2 separate regions of the Homo sapiens genome follow, and region 1 is linked to region 2. Evidence: read pairs that join two places in POLR2A ChIA-PET (ENCODE). Cell type or tissue: CD4-positive, alpha-beta T cell. All regions are shown on one strand. Links, peaks and the distances in the headings refer to the core of each region. The heading gives the core; the rest is flanking DNA.

Region 1 (12,006 bases), core at 4,663-7,162, 53 kb after region 2:
CCCAGGGATGAAGCCCACTTGATCACGGTGGATAAGCTTTATGATGTGCTGCTGGATTCGGTTTGCCAGTATTTTATTGAGGATTTTTGCAGTGATGTTCATCAGGGATATTGGTCTAAAATTCTCTTTTTTTGTTGTGTCTCTCCCAGGCTTTGGTATCAGGATGATGCTGGCCTCATAAAATGAGTTAGGGAGGATTCCCTCTTTTTCTATTGATTGGAATAGTTTAGAAGGAATGGTACCAGCTCCTCCTTGTACCTCTGGGAGAATTTGGCTGTGAATCTGTCTGGTCGTGGACTTTTTTTGGTTGGTAAGCTATTAATTATTGCCTCAATTTCAGAGCCTGTTATTGGTCTATTCAGGGATTCAACTTCTTCCCGGTTTAGTCTTGGGAGGGCATATGTTTCCAGGAATTTATCCATTTCTTCTAGATTTTCTAGTTTATTTGCGCAGAGGTGTTTATAGTATTCTCTGATGGCAGTTTGTATTTCTGTGGGATCGGTGGTGATATCCCCTTTATCATTTTTTATTGTGTCTATTTGATTCTTCTCTCTTTTCTTCTTTGTTAGTCTTGCTAGCAGATTATCAATTTTGTTGATCTTTTCAAAAAACCAGCTCCTGGATTCATTGCTTTTTTGAAGAGTTTTTTGTGTCTCTATCTCCTTCAGTTCTGCTCTGATCTTAGTTATTTCTTGCCTTCTGCTAGCTTTTGAATGGGTTTGCTCTTGCTTCTCTCGTTCTTTTAATTGTGATGTTAGGGTGTCAATTTTAGATCTTTCCTGCTTTCTCTTGTGGGCATTTAGTGCTATAAATTTCCCTCTACACACTGCTTTGATTGTGTCCCAGAGATTCTGGTATGTTGTGTCTTTGTTCTCGCTGGTTTCAAAGAACATCTTTATTTCTGCCTTCATTTCGTTATGTACCCAGTAGTCATTCAGGAGCAGGTTGTTCAGTTTCCATGTAGTTGAGCAGTTTTGAGTGAGTTTCTTAATCCTGAGTTCTAGTTTGATTGCATTGTGATCTGAGAGACAGTTTGTTATAATTTCTGTTCTTTACATTTGCTGAGGAGTGCTTTACTTCTAACTATGTGGTCAATTTTGGAATAAGTGCGATGTGGTGCTGAGAAGAATGTATATTCTGTTGATTTGGGGTGGAGAGTTCTGTAGATGTCTGTTAGGTCCGCTTGGTGCAGAGCTGAGTTCAATTCCTGTATACCCTTGTTAACTTTCTGTCTCGTGGATCTGTCTAATGTTGACAGTGGGGTGCTAAAGTCTCCCATTATTATTGTGTGAGAGTCTAAGTCTCTTTGTAGGTCTCTAAGGACATGCTTTATGAACCTGGGTGCTCCTTTATTGGGTGCATATATATTTAGGATAGTCAGCTCTTCTTGTTGAATTGATCCCTTTACCATTATGTAATGGCTTTCTTTGCCTCTTTTGCTCTTTGTTGGTTTAAAGTCTGTTTTATCAGAGACTAGGATTGCAACCCCTGCCTTTTTTTGTTTTCCATTTGTTTGGTAGATCTTCCTCCATCCCTTTATTTTGAGCCTATGTGTGTCTGTGCACGTGAGATGGGTCTCCTGAATACAGCACACTGATGGTTTTTGACTCTATCCAATTTGCCAGTCTGTGTCTTTTAATTGGAGCAGTTAGCCCATTTACATTTAAGGTTCATATTGTTATGTGTGAATTTGATCCTGTCATTATGATGTTAGCTGGTTATTTTGCTCATTATTGATGCAGTTTCTTCCTAGCATGGATGGTCTTTACAATTTGGCATGCTTTTGCAGTGGCTGGTACCAGTTGTTCCTTTCCATGTTTACTGCTTCCTTCAGGCGCTCTTGTAGGGCAGGCCTGGTGGTGTCAAAATATCTCAGGATTTGCTTGTCTGTAAAGGAGTTTTTTTCTCCTTCACTTATGAAGCTTAGTTTGGCTGGACACGAAATTCTGGATTGAAAATTCTTTTCTTTAAGAATGTTGAATATTGGCCCCCACTCTCTTCTGGCTTGTAGAGTTTCTGCCGAGGGGTCCGCTATTAGTCTGATGGGCTTCCCTTTGTGGGTAACCTGACCATTCTCTCTGGCTGCCCTTAACATTTTTTCCTTCATTTCAACTTTGATGAATCTGACAATTATGTGTCTTGGAGTTGCTCTTCTGGAGGAGTATCTTTGTGGCGTTCTCTGTATTTCCTGAAGTTGAATGTTGGCCTGCCTTGCTAGATTGGGGATGGTCTCCTGGATAATATCCTGCAGAGTGTTTTCTAACTTGGTTCCATTCTCCCTGTCACTTTCAGGTACACCAATCAGACGTAGATTTGGTCTTCTCACATAGTCCCACATTTCTTGGAGGCTTTCTTCGTTTCTTTTTACTCTATTTTCTCTAAACTTCTCGCTTCATTTCATTCATTTAATCTTCAATCACTGATACCCTTTATTCCAGTTGATTGAATCGGCTACTGAAGCTTGTGCATTCGTCACGTAGTTCTTGTGCCATGGTTTTCAGCTCCCTCAGGTCATTTAAGGACTTCTCTACATGGGTTATTCTAGTTAGCCATTCGTCTAATCTTTTTTCAAGGTTTTTAGCTTCTTTGCAATGGGTTCGAACTTCCTCCTTTAGCTCAGAGAAGTTTGATCGTCTGAAGCCTTCTTCTCTCAACTCGTCAAAGTCATTCTCCATCCAGCTTTGTTACGTTGCTGGTGAGGAGCTGTGTTCCTTTGGAGGGGGAGAGGCGCTCTGATTTTTAGGATTTTCAGCTTTTCTGCTCTGTTTTTTCCCCATCTTTGTGGTTTTATCTACCTTTGGTCTTTGATGATGGTGACGTACAGATGGGGTTTTGGTGTGGATGTCCTTTCTGTTTGTTAGTTTTCCTTCTAACAGTCAGGACCCTCAGCTGCAGGTCTGTTGGGGTTTGCTGGAGGTCCACTCCAGACCCTGTTTACCTGGGTATCAGCAGCGGAGGCTGCAGAACAGTGAATATTGCTGAACAGCAAATGTTGCTGCCTGATCATTCCTCTGGAAGCTTTGTCTCAGAGGGGTACCTGGCTGTGTGAGGTGTCGGTCTGCCCCTACTGGGGGGTGCCTCGCAGTTAGGCTACTCGGGGGTCAGGGACCCACTTGAGGAGGCAGTCTGACCGTGCTCAGATCACAAACTCTGTGCTGGGAGAACCACTACTGTCTTCAAAGCTGTCAGACAGGGACATTTAAGACTGCAGAGGTTTCTGCTGCCTTTTATTCAGCTATGCCCTGCCCCCAGAGGTGGAGTCTACCGAGGCAGGCCAGCCTCCTTGAGTTGTGGTGGGCTCCACCCAGTTCAAGCTTCCTGGCCGCTTTGTTTACCTACTCAAGCCTCAGCAACGGCAGGTGCCCCTCTCCCAGCCTCGCTGCTGCCTTGCAGTTCGATCTCAGACTGCTTTGCTAGCAATGAGCGAGGCTCCATGGGCGCAGGACCCTCCAAGCCAGGTGTGGGATATAATATCCTGGTGTGCCATTTGCTAAGACCATTGGAAAAGCACAGTATTAGGGTGGGAGTGACCCAATTTTCCAGGTGCCATCTGTCACAGCTTCCTTTGGCTATGAAAGGGAATTCCCTGACCCCTTGCACTTCCCAGGTGAGGCAATGCCTTGCCCTGCTTCAGCTCATGCTCAGTGGGCTGCACCCACTGTCCTGCACCCACTGTCTGACAATCCCCAGTGAGATGAACCTAGTACTTCAGTTGGAAATGCAGAAATCACCCTTCTTCTGCGTCACTCACACTGGGAGCTGTAGATTGGCGCCGTTCCTATTGGGCCATCTTGGAACCACCCCTAACTTTTTTTTTTTTTTTTTTGAGACAAAGTGTCACTGTGTCACCAGGCTGAAGTGCAGAGGTGCGATCTCAGCTCACTGCACCCTCTGCCTCCCGGTTCAAGCGATTCTCCTGCCTTAGCCTCCAGAGTAGCTAGGACTACAGGTGCGCACCACCATGCCCAGCTAATTTTTGTATTTTTAGTAGAGACAGGGTTTCACCATGTTGGTCAGGATGGTCTCGATCTCTTGACCTCGCGATCCACCCATCTCGGCCTCCCAAAGTGTGGGATTACAGGTGTGAGCCACTGCACCTGGCCTCCTGCATAAACTTTATTTCAGGAGAACTAAATAGTTGTTAAGGGAATTAAAAAAAAATGTGTAACTATATTTTAAACTATATGAAAAACGTGTAGTCAATTCCAAGAAGAAATGATAGATTAGAATGTCATCATTTGGGCCAGGCGTGGTGGCTTGTGCCTGTAATCGCAGCACTTTGGGAGGCTGAGGCCAGCGGATCACCTGAGGTCGGGAGTTTGAGATCAGCCTGGCCAACATGGTGAAACCTCATCTCTACTAAGAAATACAAAAAATTACCCAGTCATGGTGGTAGACACCTGTACTCCCAGCTACTTGGGAGGCTAAGGCAGGAGAATTGCTTGAATCTGGGAGGCAGAGGTTGCAGTGAGTCGAGATCACACCTGTACTCCAGCCTGGCGACGGAGTGAGACTCCATCTAAAAAAAAAAAAAAAAAAAGAATGTCATCATTTGCAAACCCCAAATCAAAGAATGGATCCAAGCAGCAATTATCAATGTTTGTTAACATCACTGAATGAGAGCTAACAAGGTATCATGTGTTTTCTGATCGAAGTACACAACACCACTTATAAAGCAGCCTTACCAAAACACTGAGCCTGTATCAAACCATGCCTCTAGACCTAACTACAAGTTTACAGGAAACATAGTGGGGAGAGAAACATGTTAAAAGATACAATGGGGAGGATGTATGCAAAGAAGAAAAATGTAGATATTGTCAATTTTACAGGCCGAAAGACACAACTTTTTTCAAAAATAAACTGTTAGGAACAAAAAAGAAACAGGAAACATTATTATGCATGAACTAATCTCAGTATGTGGATCTTATTTGGATTTTGATTCATTTAAACCATTAAAATTATGACATTTATGAAACAATTAGAAATATGAATACCAGTACCTAAATATCTGGTAATATTGAAGAATTATTATTAAAATTTTTCAGGAATGATTATGGTATTATCATTAGATTTTTGTGAAGAGTTCTTTTCTTTTCTTTCTTTCTTTTTTTCTTTTTCTTTTTCTTTCTTTCTTTTTTTTTTTTTTGAAACAGAGTGTTGCTCTGTTACCCAGGCTGGATCTCACTTACTGCAACCTCTGCCTCCTGGGTTCAAGCGATTTTCCTGCTTCAGCCTCCCAAGTAGCTGGGATTACAGGCATGCACCACCACGCCCAGCAATTTTTTTTTTTTTTTTTTGTATTTTTAGTAGAGCGGGGTTTTGCCACATTGGCCAGGCTGATCTTGAACTCCTGACCTCAGGTGATCTCCCTGCCTTGGCCTCCCAAAGTGCTGGGATTTCAGGCATGAGCCACTGCCCCCAGGCAGAGTTATTTTCTTTTGCAAATATATATTGAAATATTTATGGATGAAATAATACAACATATGGCATTTGCTTTCAAATCATATGGGTATGTAATGGAATAGATGAAACTAGGTTGTCCATATTGCAGCTGGATTATGGGATTGGCTACGAGGGGATTGATTACATTATTTCCACTTTGTAGGTTTTCTACTTATCTTTTAAATATACATGTAGAAAAATTTAGAGATAAAATATATAATAAATGAGCTTTGCCTCAAGATAATCTAATTGTGGGGGAGAGGGGATAAAATGGGGTGGGTGTATAGATAAAAATAAGATCTGTGACAATGAATATAGAGTAATTCACTTGCAAAGGAAAAACATGCCAGGAAACAATGCTGTTGCAGATAGTCTCGTTGAAGCACTCTCTCAGTGTATCAATCAGAATAGCCAGCCACAAATCTCAGGGGCATAACACAAAGTTCCAGTTTATCTTCAAGGATAGACTGAATTATGCTGCGGTACTAAAGCACTCTCAAAATCCCAGGGCACAAAACAACAAGGTTTTTTTTTTTTCTTCCTCTAGATGTGTTCTGTTCATTGAAATCCCACAGAGACTCAGGCTGATGGAGCAGTCACAGTATCAAATCTTGTCTATTGTTATGCCAGAGGGAAAGTAGGATCAGTAGGATCTCACATTGGTGAGTAAAGAATTCAGTCCAGAAATGACATGTCATTTCTGCTCACAATTTATTTGCCTGAATCAGTCACATGGCCCTATTTAACCTCAAGGGGGCCAGGAAGTACGCTGCCATCATATGACCAGAAGAAAGAAGAACTGAAAATATTTGGCAAATAATTTGATGAGAGAACCTGTGTCATGATGTTGAAGCTGTATCATACTTGAGCCTTGGGAATGACTGTTTCTTGTTGCCACCTCTAAGGCAGCAACCAGACACAAGTGCTCATTCATCCTTTTGGTTTATTTGTGGCTTGTGATGCACAGTCATGCAATATACTGTATGCAGAGATTGCATCATAAATGTGAGGTAATAGGTTGACTTAATTATGAATTTAGCAATACTTTTAAAAAGAAAGAGTTCAATTATTCAAGTTTTTTTTTCTCAGAAAGAAGAGGGGAATCACTCATGATTTACCATCCAAAGATAATCACAGTTAATATTTTAGTGAATTTCTTTCCAAACTTTTCTTTGCATTTAAAAAAAATTAGTTCTCATGATCATCAAAACTGTAACCATTTTTTTCATTAGTGACTGTCATATTGTGCTGCTATAACAAAATACCTAAGACTGGGTAATTTACAAAGAACAGAAACTTATTTTCTTGCAGTTCTGGAGGCTGGGAATCCAAAATCAAGGTGTAAGGAGGTTTGGTGTCTGGGGAAGGTTTGTTCCTTCTATATAGTGCTGTTTTGGTGTCCTCACATGGAAGAGTGGAAGAGAGTGAACCCAAGTGCATTTCATAGCCCATTTTCATGCTGCTGATAAAGACATACCCAAGACTGGGAAGAAAAAGAGGTTTAATTGAACTTATAGTTCCACATGGCTGAGGAGGCTTCAGAATCATGGTGGGAGGTGAAAGGCACTTCTTACATGGCAGCAGCAAGAGAAAATGAGGAAGAAGCAAAAGCAGAAACCCCTGATAAACCCATGTCAGACCTCAAGAGACTTATTCACTATCATGAGAATAGCATGGAAAAGACTGGCCCCATGATTTAATTACCTCCCCCTGAGTCCCTCCCACAATGCGTGGCAATTCTGGGAGATGCAATTCAAGTACACCCAAACCATATCACCAAGCCCTTTTATTTATTTTTTATTTTTTAATTTTCTTTTTGAGACAGGGTCTTGCTCTGTCACCCAGACTAGAGCAGTTGTGTGATCACAGCTCACTGCATGCAGGTCTTGACCTCCCAGGCTCAAGCAATCTTTCTGCCCTAGCCTTCCTAGCTGGGACCACAGGCACACGCCACCATGCCTGGCTAATTTAACAAAAAAAGTTTTATACAGATGGGGTCTCCTTATGTCACCCAGGCTCCAAGCCCTTTTATAATAGTCCTAATCCTGTCCATGAAGACTATGCCCTCATCATGACCTAATTATTTCCTGAAGGCCCCACATCTTAATACTATCATATTGGCCATTAAATTCCAATACATGAATTTTGGAGAACATAGTCAATCAATAGCAGTGACATTGCTCCAAACAGCTGATCTTAATGGCCATGGACCAGCGGATAATTTTAACAAAGGTCTTATCTTCTTTAAAAAAGTTTAAAATTCCTTTTTCTTGAAATATGAGTGTTTTAACATGGTTATATAGCACTTAAATACCAGTGGATAACTAATAGTTCCAGGTCACATTTTGTGCTTTGGGGCAAAGAATCCCTAGTTCTAAAATTGCATGTTAGCATAAGACCAGCCAAGAAACAGGAAAGAAATGAAAAATTGCAATACTGCAGTTAAGTTTAATTTGCTTTTGGTATTTTCTTTACCCAGGTTACTTATGAAAAGTGAATAGGTTTGGGAGTTCATATTATTGTGGAATTTAAGCCTCTTAAAATCATCAGGATACCTGTTTCTCTTGAAAATAATAAAAACTGGCCAGGCGCAGTGGCTCACGCCTTGTAATCCCAGCACTTTGGGAGGCAAGGGTGGAAAGATCACTTGAAACCAGGAGTTTGAGACCAGTCTTGGCGACGCAATGAGACATTCCCACCACCCCTCACCCCCTCCCGCTGTCTCTAGAAAAACATTTAAAAATCAGCTGGATGTGGTGGTAAGCACCTGTAGTCCCACCTACTTGGGGAGCAAAGGTGGGAGGATCACTTGAGTCCAGGAGTTTGAGGCTGCAGTGAGCTATGACTGGGCTACTGTACTCCAGCCTGGATGATAGAGTGAGAGCTTGTCTAATAATAATAATAATAATAACTGTAGATTATTCAGTCATGGCTGGTTGGTCTAGGGAATAAATTGCCCAGACATGTTACATTTGGGATGATTTCCTCAAATGCAGAAACCACTGTTATAAACTGAGCTCTTTAGAGGCCAAAGCTGACACATGGAATTTTTTAGCAATTATGATCCAAACTTTGCCAAGGATACGTTTTCGTCAATATTTGATTTGACACTGAATTTGATATGCAGATTTCTTTTTCATTTCAATCAACAAAGGAATTCATGGAAAATTTAATTGACCAAGAATCTACACAAAGATCTTGTAACTTTATCACCTGCCATCAGTCTCTCAAATATCTGTTAGTAAATAAAAGAATGATACAGTGGATTGTGAACTTCTTCATGGCAAAAAACATGAATTATTCACCTTTCTTCCAACTCCTAGCATAATGCACTGCACAGCAGAAGAAACACCCATAAACAAATAAAGGTAATACAGAGTTCAATTTCATTTGTGTGTGAAAGGCATTTGAGTTTTTAGTAGCTTGTTGATTTTCCTTATTACTCAGTTCCAAAGCCAAAAACTAAGCCACATTTCTTGTATTTAGTGTTATAAAGTAACATGAATCTACAAAGTAACATAACTACATGTTACAAAATAACATGAAACCACTAGCTAACATAGCTACAATTGTTGAATCTGTTAACAAAATAATATAATCAATGTATTATAAAATAACAATTGGTTTTAAAAAATAATTTAAGGTTCATGCCATACTGACCATTTCTTTTTGCTTATTGAATATATGTGTAGAGAGGGGTTGGACCAGGTTAATTGAATAAGCTTTCATTTATTATAATGGTTAAGGAAATCACCTTAATATAATAAAACACAATTTAATTCTAAAAATTCATGTAACTTTATCTCTATTTTCTTTGTCAATTCAAAAGCACTGCAAGATCTTGCAATGACTGCAAGATCAATAGGAAAAACAATGCAATTATGTTTAATAAACTGTCTGGGCTTGGTGGCTCACTCTTCTAATCCCAGCACTTCAGGAGGCCAAGGTCGGTGGATGGCTTGAGCCCAGGAGTTCCAGACCAGCCATGGGCAACATGGCGAAATCCTGCCTCTACAAAAAATACAAAAGTTAGCCAGGTGCAGTAGCATGCGCCTATAGTCCCAGGTATTTGGGAGACTAAGGCAGGAGAAACACTTGAGCCACAGAGGTTGAGGCGGCAGTGAGCCGAGATCGAGCCATTACACTCCAGTCTAGGCAATGGGAGTGAAACCCTGTACCAAACAAAACAAAACAACAAAAAAAAAATGAATAAGTGTTTGTTGAATTAAACACCAGTTATTCCTCTTTTTTACTGTTGATATAGAAAGCTCATAAGATTTATTATGTTTATCAACAAATCATTGCTATGTCATTAATTTATTGTTTGTCATATATTTCTAAAGAACTCAGAAAAAATATTGGTTATTTGAGCTTTTTGACTTTATAACTTTAAGTAAATACAGTTGCTGTATTAAATACAAGGATCTACAGCGATTATCTGAGCACCACAACTAAAACTTTCCTTAGAGAATTGAAAAGCCTCTCTCACAAGAACCAATACTAAATTATAGCACTTTGTACAAAAGGAGAATGGGCTGTTGAGAGTGTGTTCTTCAGTTTGCTGTTTTGATAAAGGCCTTGACCAGTAAGTGTTGCTGTACTTAACAAAGTAGTTATAACAGCCTGTACTTAACAAAGTAGTTATAACAGCAGGGAGAAATCCTGAACTTCAGGTTTTGTTTATGGATGAGCAACAATGTTCATACTGCGAGAACACCTGGTTTACTTATAAGATAAAGGCTGAAAACAGTAGGTGATCAATAAATGACAGCTATTTATAAAGTGGTTCTTAGTAATAAGTGATGATACGTGTGTCTGGTGCAACTGAACAATAGGAATGGAGCATTTTTCTGTGCCAGAGTACAACTGACCAGCTGTCTGCTCCATAAAACTGGTCATTGTAGATTTTTTATCTCTAATCTAGTTAACTTTGGGTACTACTTGGTACAAAGTTTAATTTTCATTGGTATAGGGCCTTATGTAGAAGTTCAAAACCCAGTTCTGAATTTCTGAACTCACATTTGTGCCGCTGTGGTCATCAGAAAAAAAAAAAAAAAAGGAACTGTTTACTAGGAATTGGAAGAAATATACTAGCTTTAAACCACTCACTGGCTAAATCAGGGTTTCTCAACCTTGGCACTGTTGATATTTTAGGCTGAAAACTTCTTTGTTGTTGGGGGTTCTCCTGTGAATTGCAAGACAGTTAGCGGCATCCCTGGCCTGTATCTATTAGATATCAGTAGCATTCTTTCAGTGGTGACAACCAAAAATGCCTCCAGAGATTGTCAAACGTCCTCTGGGAGGCAAAATCACCCCTCACCTCCACAGAGAACTATTGGGCTAAAGTAGTAGTCATTGATTTGAACTTTGGTTTGTTGGTTGATTTCATCTATTTTTACTACTTTATAGATCAGAAGTTTTGTGGAACCCAAATTAAATACTCTTTCAAAGCATAATTAGGAAAGGTTATTATAATTCTAAACATCTACTAAAAGTATTGCAATTGCTTTGTTAGCAGATTAAATTTTTAGTAGACATTTGGCATTAAAAGGTAATCAAAGGCTACAAATTTTATATGAACAAACTTATTAATTCTCCTTAAAAAACAAAAACAGAAACAAAAACAGAGCAAACGAGTCTTCATATAGTGACAAACATGTGGAGTGGTCATCAAGTCCCTGTATCTTATTCTCAGTTTAGTAGACTAAGAAATTCAGTTTTAAAATGTATTTGCAAGTAATTGTGCTCCAGGGAACTTATACTTGCATTAGCCAAATTCATAGGCTACTGATATAACAACATGGATGTAACTGATCAATTTATAAAAAGAAATATAACCATCAAGAATAGCAATTGTTAGGCTGGCACAGTGGCTAATGTCTGTAATCCCAGCACTTTGGGAGGTTGACTACCTGATTACCTGAATTTGAATTCTAATTGGGAGGATTGCTTGGGCCCAGAAGTTTGAGACCAGTATAGGCAACATAGTGAAACCTTGTCTTTAAAAAAATAAAAATAAAAATTATCTGGGCATGGTGATGCACGCCTGTGGTCCCAGCTACTCTGGAGGCTGAGGTAGGAGGATCACTTGGGCCCCAGGAGTTGGGGCTGCAGTGAGCCATGATCCAACCACTGCATTTCAGCCTGAGTGATATAGTAAGATCCTGTCAAAAAAAGAAAAAAAAAAGAATAACAGTTATTCATCATTTACAGTCAGTGCTTCAGTTAAGTACTTTATGTGGATTATCTCAATCAATGTATTAGTTCTATTAGCATTTGACTACAGGAGCATCAAGCTTAGAAAATTTAGGCCACACAACTAATAGGTTATAGAATTAGAATTCAAATTCAGGTAATCAGACTCTAAAGACCATACTTGAAATGACAGGGGAAATGGATTCTTAGGTTTCCTGGTCAACTTATCACACTTGTTACATTAGAGGTTTTTTTCTTTTTCCCCAGAATATAAAGGTAATATATAGATGTTGTAGAAAATGTAGACTGTCCAGGATAATAACATCTACATTCTAATCAGATAGACATGACTACTATCAACATTTTGAT
Region 2 (12,006 bases), core at 6,389-8,888:
CAGGCGTGTGGCTCATGCCTGTAATACCAGCACTTTGGGGGGCAGAGACGGACGGATCACTTGAGGTCAGGAATTAGAAACCAGCCTGGCCAACATGGTGAAACCCCGTCTCTACTAAAAATACAAAAATTAGTTGGGTGTGGTGACACGCCCCTGTAATCCCAGCTTTTCTGGAGGCTGAGGCAGGAGAATCACTAGAACCTGGGAGGCGGAGGTTGCAGTGAGTCCAGATCACACCACTGCACCCCAGCCTAAGCGACAGAGAGAGACTTCATCTAAAAATAAATAAATAAATAAATAAATAATAAAACAAGTTTTTGGTTTTTGTTTGTTTTTGAGATGGAGTCTTGTTCTGTCACCCAGGCTGGGGTACAGTGGTGCGATCACGGCTCACTGCAACCTCTGCCTCCCAGGTTCAAGCGATTCCCCTGTCTCAGCTTCCCAAATAGCAGGGATTACAGGCGCCCCAACCACGCCCAGCTAATTTTTGTATTACTAGTGGAGACAAGGTTTCTCCATGATGGCCATGCTGGTCTCCAATTCCTCACCTCAAGTGATCCGCCCGTCTCCACTTCTCAAAGTGCTGGGATTACAGATGTGAGCCACCACCCCCAGCCTATCCCAACACTTTAGGAGGCCAAAGTGAGAGGATTGCTTTAGGCCAAGAGTTTGAGACCAGCCTAGGCAACATAGTGAGTCCTTGTCTCTACTAAAAAAAAATTTTTTTAATTAGCTGGTTGTGGTGGCTCGCACCTGTAATCCCACCACTTTGGGAGGCCAAGGTGGGCAGATTGTTTGAGGTCAGGAGTTTGAGACCAGCCTGGGCAACATGGAAAAACCTTCTCTCTGAAAGAAATACAAAAATTAGCCAGTCATGGTAGCACATACCTGTATTTGCAGCTACTCAAGAGGCTGAGGTGGGAGAATCACTTGAGCCCAGGGAGTTGAGGCTGCAGTGAGCTGAGATCGTACCACTGCACTCCAGCCTGGGTGATAGAAGTGAGACCCTGTCTCGAAACAGAAGAGAAAAAATTATCCTGGCATGGTGGCACACACCTGTACTGTACTCAGCTACTGAGGGAATTGAGGTGGGAGATTGCTTGAGCCCAGGAGGTTGAGCTTACAGTGAGCTGCAGTCATGCCTGGGCACGAGTGCCATGAACTCCAGCCTGGGCAACAGAGCATGGACAAAAGAGCAAGACCCTATCTCTAAATATATATATTTAGTGAGACCCAAGCTGGAGGATCATTTGAGGCCAGGGGTTCGAGACCAGTCTGGGCAACATAGGGAGACCCCATTTCTACAAAAAAATACAAAATTTAATGGGGCATGGTGGCTCATGCCTGTAGTCCCAGCTACTAAGGAGGCTGAGGCAGGAGGATCGCATGAGCCCAGGATGTTGAGGTTCCAGTGAGCCATGATGGTGCTACCACATTCTAGCCTGGGCAACAGAGTGAGATCCTGTCTCAGAAAATATATATATATGTGTATATGTGTGTGTATTTGTATTATATATGTCAATATGCATATATATGTATATGTGTATATATGTAATATGTATATGTATGTATACATACACGTATCTATGTATATACATATATATGGAAAAATAGATATAGGGTCAAAATCCAAGTGATGAAGAAGGGAATAAGAATTATGAAATAGAAGATTTTAAACAAAGCAGATTTGTATATGATGGTTTGCGGGATAATTCAAGTCTCATTCTTTATTTTATCGGTGGTACTTATACATTTATACAAAATTAAAAAGGTTTCAAAAGGAGTGTATGGTGAGATCTTCTTAGCCCTACCATTAGGCTAAACCCTGACGTTCTAAAGATGAATGAATCATAGCCCCTAATTTCATAATCTTGCAACCCCATTATTTTTGTCCTCAGAACTGACACTTGTTTTCTCCAGGCAAAAATCTCAACCTGTGCTCTGAATTCCAACCCCCACTGCCTCCTCAGAGACCTTGTCAGTTACTTCTCTCTTGTACCTTCAACATGTTTTTTGCTATTGGTTCCTACCCTTCAGTCTATAAGCAAATTCAATAGTCTCTAATCTTAACACAAAACAAAACGATAGCTCTTATATCCCATACCCCGTTCTAGCTAGAGTCTGAAAAAAGTAGTTCACATTTAATAGCTCTAATTTCTCACCTTTTAAATTAAAATTTTTATCAAAGAGATATATGCAAAGGGCTAAAACAATAAAAATTAAATAAATTGAATGCTTGTTATGTGTCTAGTGTCATTTTTTGCCCTTTACATGTGTTAGCTCAGTTAATCCTCACAACAATCTCTAAGGCAGGCATGATTATCTCCCTTTTACAGAAGAGGAAACTGAGCTACAGATGATAGGAAGCAATAGCCTCCCACACCCGTTTTCCCCCATCAGTTCTACTGTCCAGTAGCCACTGGCTGTAACTGTTTCTGTTCTTTATTCCTCCTTTGGTCACTTCCATTTCTGTAAGTTGTTCACACTGCTATCTCTTGAGTAAAGAAATTTAGACATTGGCTTTTGACTTCCCAATGGGAAATATGAAGATTTAATTCCATTATATTCCCCTCCAAAAAAGCTACATAATTGTTCTCAGTTCCTCCTCTGGTCAACCTCTGCAGCTATAAACAACACACTTTGACATCCTTTTCTTATTTCATAGGTTATGAACAGTAGCTCTTGACCGCTTACTTTTTGATGAGAACATCAGCTCTCATATTTTTTCCTCCACACCTCATCTTACATAGGCTCCTCATCTACTGCTTTAAATTTTTGCTGATGTGACTTTCTCAGTGTTGAATTCGGTGGCATTTTCCAATTATTCTTTTATCTCTATGTGGTGCCTGATACCTTTGACCCTCTTCCTTAAGCATTAGTTTTTCTTAGGCATATTAACCAACAATTTTTTACTAAGCATCTGTTTTATGCCAGGTATTAGGCGAGGTATATGTTAAAGAAACATGGAGAAATATCTGTTGGGAGACAATTCTTCATGGGTTTTTGAGTTATTGTGGCAGCTTTTTTTTTTTTTTCCAGACAACCTCCTTCAAAGGTGTTTGTATGGTGAACAGCCTTGAAAGATTGAAATAGCATTTCCCTCCAGGGAAGAGAGCAGGATTTTTTACCATCCAAGATGTTTCTCCAATAATGTTTCTCTCCAGGGTAAAGGTTGGGTAGGTTAGACATCAGCTCCTTTAAAAGATTGAGAGTTCAGGGTCAGGTGCAGTGGCTCATGCCTGTAATCCCAGCACTGTGGGAGGCTGAGGCAGGTGGATCACTTGAGCCCAGGAGTTCAAGGTCAGCCCAGGCACCATGGTGAAACCCTATCTCTACAAAAAATACAAAAATTAGTTGGATGTAGTAGCGCATGATGAGGTAAGAGGATCACTTGAGCCTGTGGAGGTCAAGGCTGCAGTGAGAAGTGATCATGCCACTGCACTCCAGCCTATGTGACAGAACAAGACCCTGTATAAAAAAAAAAGGGCGAGGGTGAGCATGGTGGCTCACGCCTGTAATCCCAGCACTTTGGGAGGCCAAGGTGGGCGGATCGCCTGAGATCAGGAGTTCGAGACCAGCCTGGCCAACACGGTGAAACCGTGTCTTTACTAAAAATACAAAAATTAACGGGCATGGTGGCAGGCACCTGTAATCCCAGCTACTCAGGAGGCTGAGGCAGGAGAACCACTTGAACCTAGGAAGCGGAGGTTGCAGTGAGCCAAGATCATGCCACTGCACTCCAGCCTGGGTGACAGGGTTGAGACTCTGTCTCAAAAAAAAAAAGAAAGAAAAAAAAAGATTGAGACTTCCTAAGTTCAGGTAAGTTCAGGGTTCCTTAGCTATGAGACAAACCCACAGACTGTGCAGCATCTACCTGAGCCCAACTTTCTGTCGCCACTGTGGAGTCTTGGTGGTAAATGCACAGATGCAAACATGAGGCTCATGCTTCCTCTTCTGTGAATAACAAAGCCCTTTGTTTGCTTGCTTTGTTTTTGTTGTTTTTTAAGAGGGAGTCTTGCTCCCGTTACACAGGCTGGAGTGCAGTGGTATGACCTTGGCTCACTGCAACCTCCACCTCCTGGGTTCAAGTGATTCTCCTTCCTCAGCCTCCTGAGTAGCTGAGATTACAGGCGTGTACCAACACGCCCGGCTAATTTTTGTATTTTTAGTAGAGATGGGGTTTCGCCATGTTGGCCAGGCTGGTCTCGAACTCCTGACCTCAGGTGATCCGCCCGCCTCGGCCTCCCAAAATGCTGGGACTACAGGCGTGAGCCACTGTGCCTGGCCCGCTGTTTGTTTTTGACTCAAGAGTCTCATGTCTTCTGGCAGAGCTTATAAAATTGTGTCAGGTTAATTAGTTAACTTAAAACTAAGGTAAAATCTCAGGCCATTCGTAGCTCTTGACATTGTCCAGCAACCAGCTGAATATGTGATCCTGAGATCAGAAGCAGAGCCTGGCCTAAGGATATGACTTTGTGAGTCATCAACATGTAAGTGGTCATTAAACCATGGTAGTGGACGCAATCATTTAGACTAGTGTGACATCATGAAAGGAGAATTCAGAGAGCTTTGAGGACCTCCAAAATGAAATAATCTGATAAAAGTGGAAGAGTTCAAGGGAGACTTGAAGAAGCTTCCAGGTGAATCAAAGAGAGAGACTGTTTCAAGGAGGAATGAGTGGTCAGGTTTATCAAATGCTGAGAGACCACATAAGATGAGAACGGAAAATATCCACTGAATTTAGAAGTTGGAGGTCATTGTGACATTACCAAGAGCAGTTAAAAGCAGTTTAATGGAGTAACTGGCTGAAATCCTAACTGGATGACAGCTTTGGTCAAGGTGGGGAAATACAGGCAGTAAATGAGGTCTTTCCTAAGAAGAGAAAGAGAAAGAATGGGGAGTTAAGGAATTGTCTTTTTTAAAAAAAAAAAAACAACAGAAATTTGGCCAGGCATGGTGGCTAACGCCTGTAATCCCAGCACTTTGGGAGGCCGAGGCAGGTGGATCACCTGAGGTCAGGAGTTCAACACCAGCCTGGCCAACATGGCGAAACCCTGCCTCTGCTGAAAATACAAAAATTAGCTGGGCCTAGTGGTGGATGCCTGTAATCCCAGCTACTCAGGAGGCTGAGGTGGGAGAATTGCTTGAACCTGGGAGGCGGAGGTTGCAGTGAGCCGAGATCACGCCATTGTACTCCAGCCTGGGCAACAGAGCGAGACTCCGTCAAAAAAAACAAAACAGAAATTTATTTTCGCACAATTCTGGAGGCCAGACACCTGAGATCAAGGTGTTATCAGGGTTAGTTTCTTCAGAGGCTTCCCTCCTAGTCTTGTAGATAGCCATCTTCTTTTTCTGTCTTAACATGGTCAAAGGAAGGGTCTTTGCTTTCAGCTTTATGGGCAAAGTTACACAAATGACAATGTGATCACCACCAGTGTTTTTAGGAGTGACTGAATATCCTTTCTCTACTTTCAAAACTTGTTGATCTAAAGACAGTCCTTTTTCTGGATCTGAATAGCCACAGAGCCCACTGAGTCTATATATACAAAATTTAATAGAGTTATTCTTTTTTTGTTTTGTACTTTTTAGAGATGGGGGTCTCACTATGTTGCCTAGGCTGAAGTGCAGTGTTTATTCACAGGTGCGGTCATAGCTTGCTGCAGCCTTAAACTCCTGGCCTCAGGCACTCCTCCCTCAGCCTCCAGAGTAGCTGGGACTACAGGCGTGCACCACTGCACCTGGCATAATAGTGTTATTCTTATTCCAAGAGATGTTTCAATGTCTCCAGTTTCAAATATAGAGGCAACAAGAAAAGCTCAGAAAGGAACTCAATAGGGATATAGGCCATCAACAAAACTGCAAAAACAGATTAAAAGGATGAAAATTCCATTTTGGAAAAAAGCATATGAGGAAACTTACTGTCATCAAGCTAACAAAGGCCAGAGAGCTTGTTTAGGAGCCCTTGACCTTAAAAGGACACTGGATAGAAATGGTCATAAAGAGAGAGAAAACGCCACAGAGAGAATAAAGTCCTACATAAGCTTAGTCCCTTTGTAAACTGGAACCACTGCAAGCACCCTGTAAGACCTTAATGGGGAAGCAGACACATAAAGAGTCCCTTTTTCCATTTAGTGCATACTTTTCTTTAACTGTTTAACTGTCATTGTGTGTGTGTCTGTGTGTGTACACCTGTAATCTCCACAACTTGGGAGGCTGAAGTGGGCAGATCACTTAAGGTCAGGTGTTCAAGACCAGCCTGGCCAACATGGTGAAACCCCGTCTCTACTAAAAATACAATTGGCAGGGTGCGGTGGCTCACACCTGTAATGCCAGCATTTTGGGAGGCCGAGGCAGGCAGATCACCTGAGGTCAGGGGTTTGAAACCAGCTTGGCCAACTTGGTGAAACCCTGTCTATACTAAAAATACAAAATCAGCCGGGTGTGGTGGCGGGCACCTATAACCCCAGCTACTCAGGAGGCTGAGCCAGGACAATGGCTTGAACCCGGGAGGCGGAGGTTGCAGTGAGCCCAGATTGCACAATTGCACTCCAGCCTGGGTCACAGAGCAAGACTTCGTCAAAAAACAAACAAACAAACAAAAAACTAGATTAAACAGTAGACAGGGAAAAAACACATCTTGTGCCCATTACAGTCTACTTTTGATCTGAAGAAATAAATTTAAGATTTACTGATCACCACACTCCAGGAAGAGAAAATACTAATCAAGGTAGTTGAGAATGCTTATACAGAGAGCAAGCAGTATTCCTACTCTATTCCGTTTTTCTTTATTGAGAAATTTAAAACCATATTTAGTGGCTTGTTGCAGTGGCCTGTAATCCCAGAACCTTGGAAGTCCAAGGTGGAAGGATCACTTGAGTCCAGGAGTTCAAGACCAGCCTGGGAAACACGGTGCAACGCCATCTCTACTAAAATTTTTTTAAAACAATTTTGCCGAGCGTGGTGGCACACACCTGTAGTCCTAGGTACTAGGAAGGCTGAGGCGGAGGATCACTTGAGCCCAGAAAGTTGAGGCTGCAGTGAGCCCTGGTTGTGCCATTGCATTCTAGTCTGGGAGATGCTGTCTTCAAAAAAAAAACCCCAAAAACCAAAACCATATTTAGTGGGTGCTAAACAGTAGGAGGCAAAAAGCCACAGAGCCTTATTTCCCTAAATCAAACTTAATCAGCTTTGAGGTGAAACTGAGGGACAAAGTCAGCCTCAGTTAGTTAGGGGCTCCTTCTTTACCTCAATGGAATTACACAAGAATTCTGGGCTCCTAGGTCTCAGAAAATAGGGGGGTAGGGCTGGCCCTCTGTCCTAGGTGGTCGCTTCATTGGCTCTGCAGAGCTGCTGTCTGATGGGCACTGAGGCTGCAAGCAGCTTCAAGGACAATTTTCACCTGATCTTCCCCATTGACTTTAGAACATGCCCACGTTCTCTGGTCCTCTGCCACCAGGTGGCCCCTATAGTTTCCTGTTGCCTTTCCAGGCCTGAAAGAAGCTACAAACTCTATCTCTTATTCTTGGGTCATGCTTCTTAGTCTTGGGATGAACACATGATATACTACCTCCAGTTGATTTTTAAAAATAACTCACCCAGTTTGTTCATATAACTCAAAAAATATCTTAGTCATATTTTTCATCCTTCTCTTTCAAAAATATCTTTGTTAAAGAAAAGAATAACTTATTGTTCACATCTGTTTCTGGCTTCAGTGTAAGTGGTAAGTGGTAAAAGAATTAGGCCACCAACAGTTAGCTGTTCTCTCTATAGATCTCTTCTAAGCCTGGAAGTATCTGTGTCATTTTGAGTCCTAGTGTGAATTTCCTGGTATAGAGCTGTCAAGCATTTGGTTCAGATGCAAAAACAAACTTACTTTTTTTTCTTGAGACTGAGTCTTGCTCTGTCGCCCGGGCTGGAGTGCAGTGGCGCGATCTCGGCTCACTGCAACCTCTGCCTCCTGGGTTCAAGCGATTCTGCTGCCTCAGGCTCCCCAGTAGCTGGGACTACAGGCGCCTGCCACCATGCCCGGCTAATTTTTTTGTATTTTTAGTTGAGAGGGGGTTTCGCCATATTGGCCAGGCTGGTCTCAAACTCCTGACCTCAGGTGATCCGCCCGCCTCGGCCTCCCAAAGTGCTGGGATTACAGGCGTGAGCCACTGCGCCCGGCCTTTTTTTTTTTTTTTTTTTTTTTTTTTTTTTTAAGAGACAGGGTCTCACTCTGTCTCCCAGGCTGGAGTGCAGTGGTGCAATCCAAATTCACTGCTGCCTCAAACTCCTCGGCTCAAGCAATCCTCCCACCTGAGTCTCCTGAGTAGCTGGGACTACAGGCAAGCACCATCATGCCCAGCTAATTTAAAAATGTTTATAGATATGGGATCTCACTATATTGCCCAGGCTGGTCTCAAACTCCTGGCCTCAAGCAGTTCTCCCTCTTTAGCCTTTCAAAATGCTGAGATTATAGAAGTGAGCCACCATGCCTGGCCAAACTTTTATTTTTGAAAAAGTTTTTCAATTTTTTTTTTATTTTTAAGGCGGAGTCTTGCTTTGTAGCCCAGGCTGGAGTACAGTGTCATGATCTCAGCTCACTGAAACCTCCACCTCCTGGGTTCAAGCAATTCTCCTGCCTCTGCCTCCCAAGTAGCTGGGACTACAGGCGTCTGCCACCACACCTGGCTAATTTTTGTATTTTTAGTAGAGGCGGGGTTTCACTGTGTTGGCCAGGCTGGTCTCAAACTCCTGACCTCAGGCGATCCACCTGCCTCGGCCTCCCAAAGTGCTGGGATTACAGGCGTAAGCCACTGTGCCTAGCCTGAAAAAGTTTTTCTATTGAGCACTTTGTGTCAGCGAAAGGAAAAAAAAAAAAAAAAGGAACCTAACAGAATCATAACTAGACCTTACTTGGATTTGAATTTAACTGCATTGTCTATTTGTGGCATAATTATCATCACTGTTTTTGAATTGAGATTATGTCAATGGATGCTACTTGTGATTATTGCATGTATTAGGTATTTTGATGAAGAATTGTGAAAATGCTTAGGCATGTTAAAGATACAGAATTAGGAGGAATCTCAGACTGAGCGTGGTGGCTCATGCCTGTAATCCCAGCACTTTGGGAGGCCGAGGCGGGTGGATCACCTGAGGTCAGGAGTTCGAGACCAACCTGGGCAACATGGTGAAACCCCGTCTCTGCTAAAAATACAAAAATTAGCCAGGCGTGGTGGCGGGTGGCTGTAATCCCAGCTACGCATAAGGTTGAGGCAGGAGAATTGCTTGAACTGGGAGGTGGAAGTTGCAGTGAGCCAAGATCACGCCATTGCACTCCAGCCTGGGCAACAGGAGCAAAACTCTGTCTCAAAAAAAAAAAAAAAAAAAAAAAAAACGGAATTAGGAGGGATCTCTGATATCCTGGGGAACTGAATTAGAATTCAAAATGACCCTGGAAAATTACATATGTGCATGGAAATTAATGCAATATATATTTACCTGAAGAGTTATAATAGGAATAAGTATAAGGTCATTTACTTATGAAGGAAAAACATGTTTTAGAGAAGCATAATGAGGAAATAATGCTCTTGCACCATGTCACTTGAAAAATATTTTGGGAGACTCAGAGACATTGTGTAATAATATTGAAGTAATAGATCCTAAAATCTAAAAGTATAGCTACCCCTTATTCCAGATTCTATTAATGTCAACCCCAAAATATATCCATCTTTCAAAGATAGCAATATTTAATAACATAACTCATGCTAGTTTTTTGTCTATTTATTTTATTTTACATAGTGTAATCACACCATAGTCAACTTTTGGTTACCTGTGTATGATTTGGGTATTTTATGGATTAACCACAGAAAAATTTTTTTATCACAGTTTAGCTTTTCTTTTATAACAAGCTAAGGTATTACCCTCTGCGATTAGTTGGTATTTGTCAAGAAATATAAATAGTTTTAATATAAGGAAAGTAACTAGGCTATCAAAAATTCAAATGTCTTTCACAAAGTGAAACTGCCCTTTACATTATTATTTATTTCTTCACTACTTCTTGAGCACTTGTCGTATGCAAGACACTACATTACAGTCAGTGAGAATCAGAAAGATAAGCAATAGATGTTTTTGCTCTGGAGGAGTGAAGGATTTGGTGAATTACAACATTGTGACAATTATTTTGAATTACTGATTATTTCTCTCCTTGCATATACTGAGAAAAGACTTCAGAGACTTTGGAAGAGATTTGGTCAATTAAATTTTCTATTATTTCATATGTTAATTGAAATGAAGAAGAAATTTGTACAGCAGATGTAGTACCAAATCAAATATAAATGAAAAGGAATCTCTTAATGTAACTTGAGAAATAACTCCTAAAAGAATTCTGGAGGCCGAGCGCGGTGGCTCACGCCTGTAGTCCCAGCACTTAGGGAGTCTGAGGCGGGCGATTCACGAGGTCAGGAGATCGAGACCAGTCTGGCTAAGATGGTGAAACCCCGTCTCTACTAAAAATACAAAAAATTAGCCGGGCATGGTGGTGGGCGCCTGCAGTCCCAGCTACTCAGGAGGCTGAGGCAGGAGAATGGCGTGAACTCGGGAGGCGGAGCCTGGCAGTGAGCCGAGATCGCGCCACTGCACTCCAGCCTGGGCGACAGAGCAAGACTCCGTCTAAAAAAAAAAAAAAAAGAATTCTGGAGAAGATCTCATTTGTTTCTAACTGAATGAGTGGACTTAAGGAATCGTCAACGGCTTCACGATTTTGAATGTCAATCAAATTTTGTTGATGATTTTAAGAATTTAAATTACCTAGTAGCATGTTGTAAAATCATATTGTTTATAAGTAAGCCATTTCCCACTTATACATAACTTGGATGGAGAAAATACCAGGAGCATATAAGATTGAGCTATTTATAGTTTACCTCTCAATGTTCATTGCTTTTTAATTGGTCTTACTATAAAAAACTTTTTGTTTGTTTTTTGTTTTGTTTTGTTTTTGAGACGAAGTCTCGCTCTTGTGGCCCAGGCTGGAGTGCAGTGGCGCGATCTCGGCTCACTGCAACCTCTGCCTCCCGGGTTCAAGCCATTCTCCTGCCTCAGCCTCCTGAGTAGCTGGGATTACAGGCGCCTGCCACCAAGCCTGGCTAATTTTTGTATTTTTAGTAGAGTTGGGGTTTCATCATGTTGGTCAGGCTGGTCTCAAATTCCTCACCTCAGGCGATCTGCCTGCCTCAGCCTCCCAAAGTTCTGGGATTACAGGCGTGAGCCACCCTGCTCGACTTTATAATAAACATTTTTAAACAAGGAAATAAATACCCTGAAGAATAGCACATGATCTAGAATTCCTAGATTTGTAGTTAACCATTGGGTTTGACAGTATTTTTAAAAAATAAGTAGCATGTGTTTCTTTTAAAACAACTATATTTCAAGAAAACAACTAATTATTTTCTGAAAAGAAAGCATACTTGTTAAAAATTCTTTTCTGGTCCAGGACCAGTTTTGTTGGCCAGAACAGGAATAAGACAGAAAAATAGCCGTGGTTCTGATGACCTGCAGAATGAGTTATTCAGTTCTGTGGCAACAGACCATAACTTGTAACTCTAACTACATCTTCTGAAATAAGTATGTTTCAAAGTAATATGAGTGAAAATCCACAATTTTTGTTTGTTTATTATTAACTAACATTCATACTTTCTTCAGATTTCCTTTGTTTTTAACTTAATATCCTTTTTCTGTTCCAGAGTCCCCCATTACCTTTAGTTGTTATGTCTCCTTAGGCTTCTCCTGTGTATAAGTCCATTTTCTTTTCTTTTCTTTTTTTTTCCGGGGTACAAAAGGTTTATTGCTTATAAAAATAAGTTACCAAACCCCAAGCCCCACAAAACACAAGAACCCCGCATGACGATACCCATGAACACAAGGGCTCATTCTAGTAATAGCTCGCGGAAACGACAAGACACCAGCACTGCCGACACACACGGACGAGGAGCATGCTGCACAGCTTCCTTCTATCAGGTTCTAGAA

What was found. ChIA-PET counts read pairs that join two places held together with the same protein. Peaks named below come from ENCODE experiments on the same cell type or tissue, not always from the same donor. Only the 100,000 strongest peaks of a DNase experiment are listed, where the experiment ranks them.
Region 1: POLR2A ChIA-PET joins it to region 2 with 5 read pairs; 6 of 35 experiments call an interaction of 5 or more read pairs at or near these places.

The regions. Positions count from the first base shown.
Region 1 is chr5:80,393,462-80,405,467 of GRCh38, forward strand. No RefSeq gene overlaps it. Among named protein-coding and RNA genes, the nearest start is that of ZFYVE16, 8.6 kb to the right of the region's middle. In CD4-positive, alpha-beta T cell, for the core only: no CTCF peak of the experiment used is centred there; DNase peaks (open chromatin) are centred at 6,220 and 7,130.
Region 2 is chr5:80,338,794-80,350,799 of GRCh38, forward strand. It overlaps the pseudogene CRSP8P. Among named protein-coding and RNA genes, the nearest start is that of SPZ1, 25 kb to the left of the region's middle. In CD4-positive, alpha-beta T cell, for the core only: CTCF peaks have their summits at 7,487 and 7,786; a DNase peak (open chromatin) is centred at 7,448.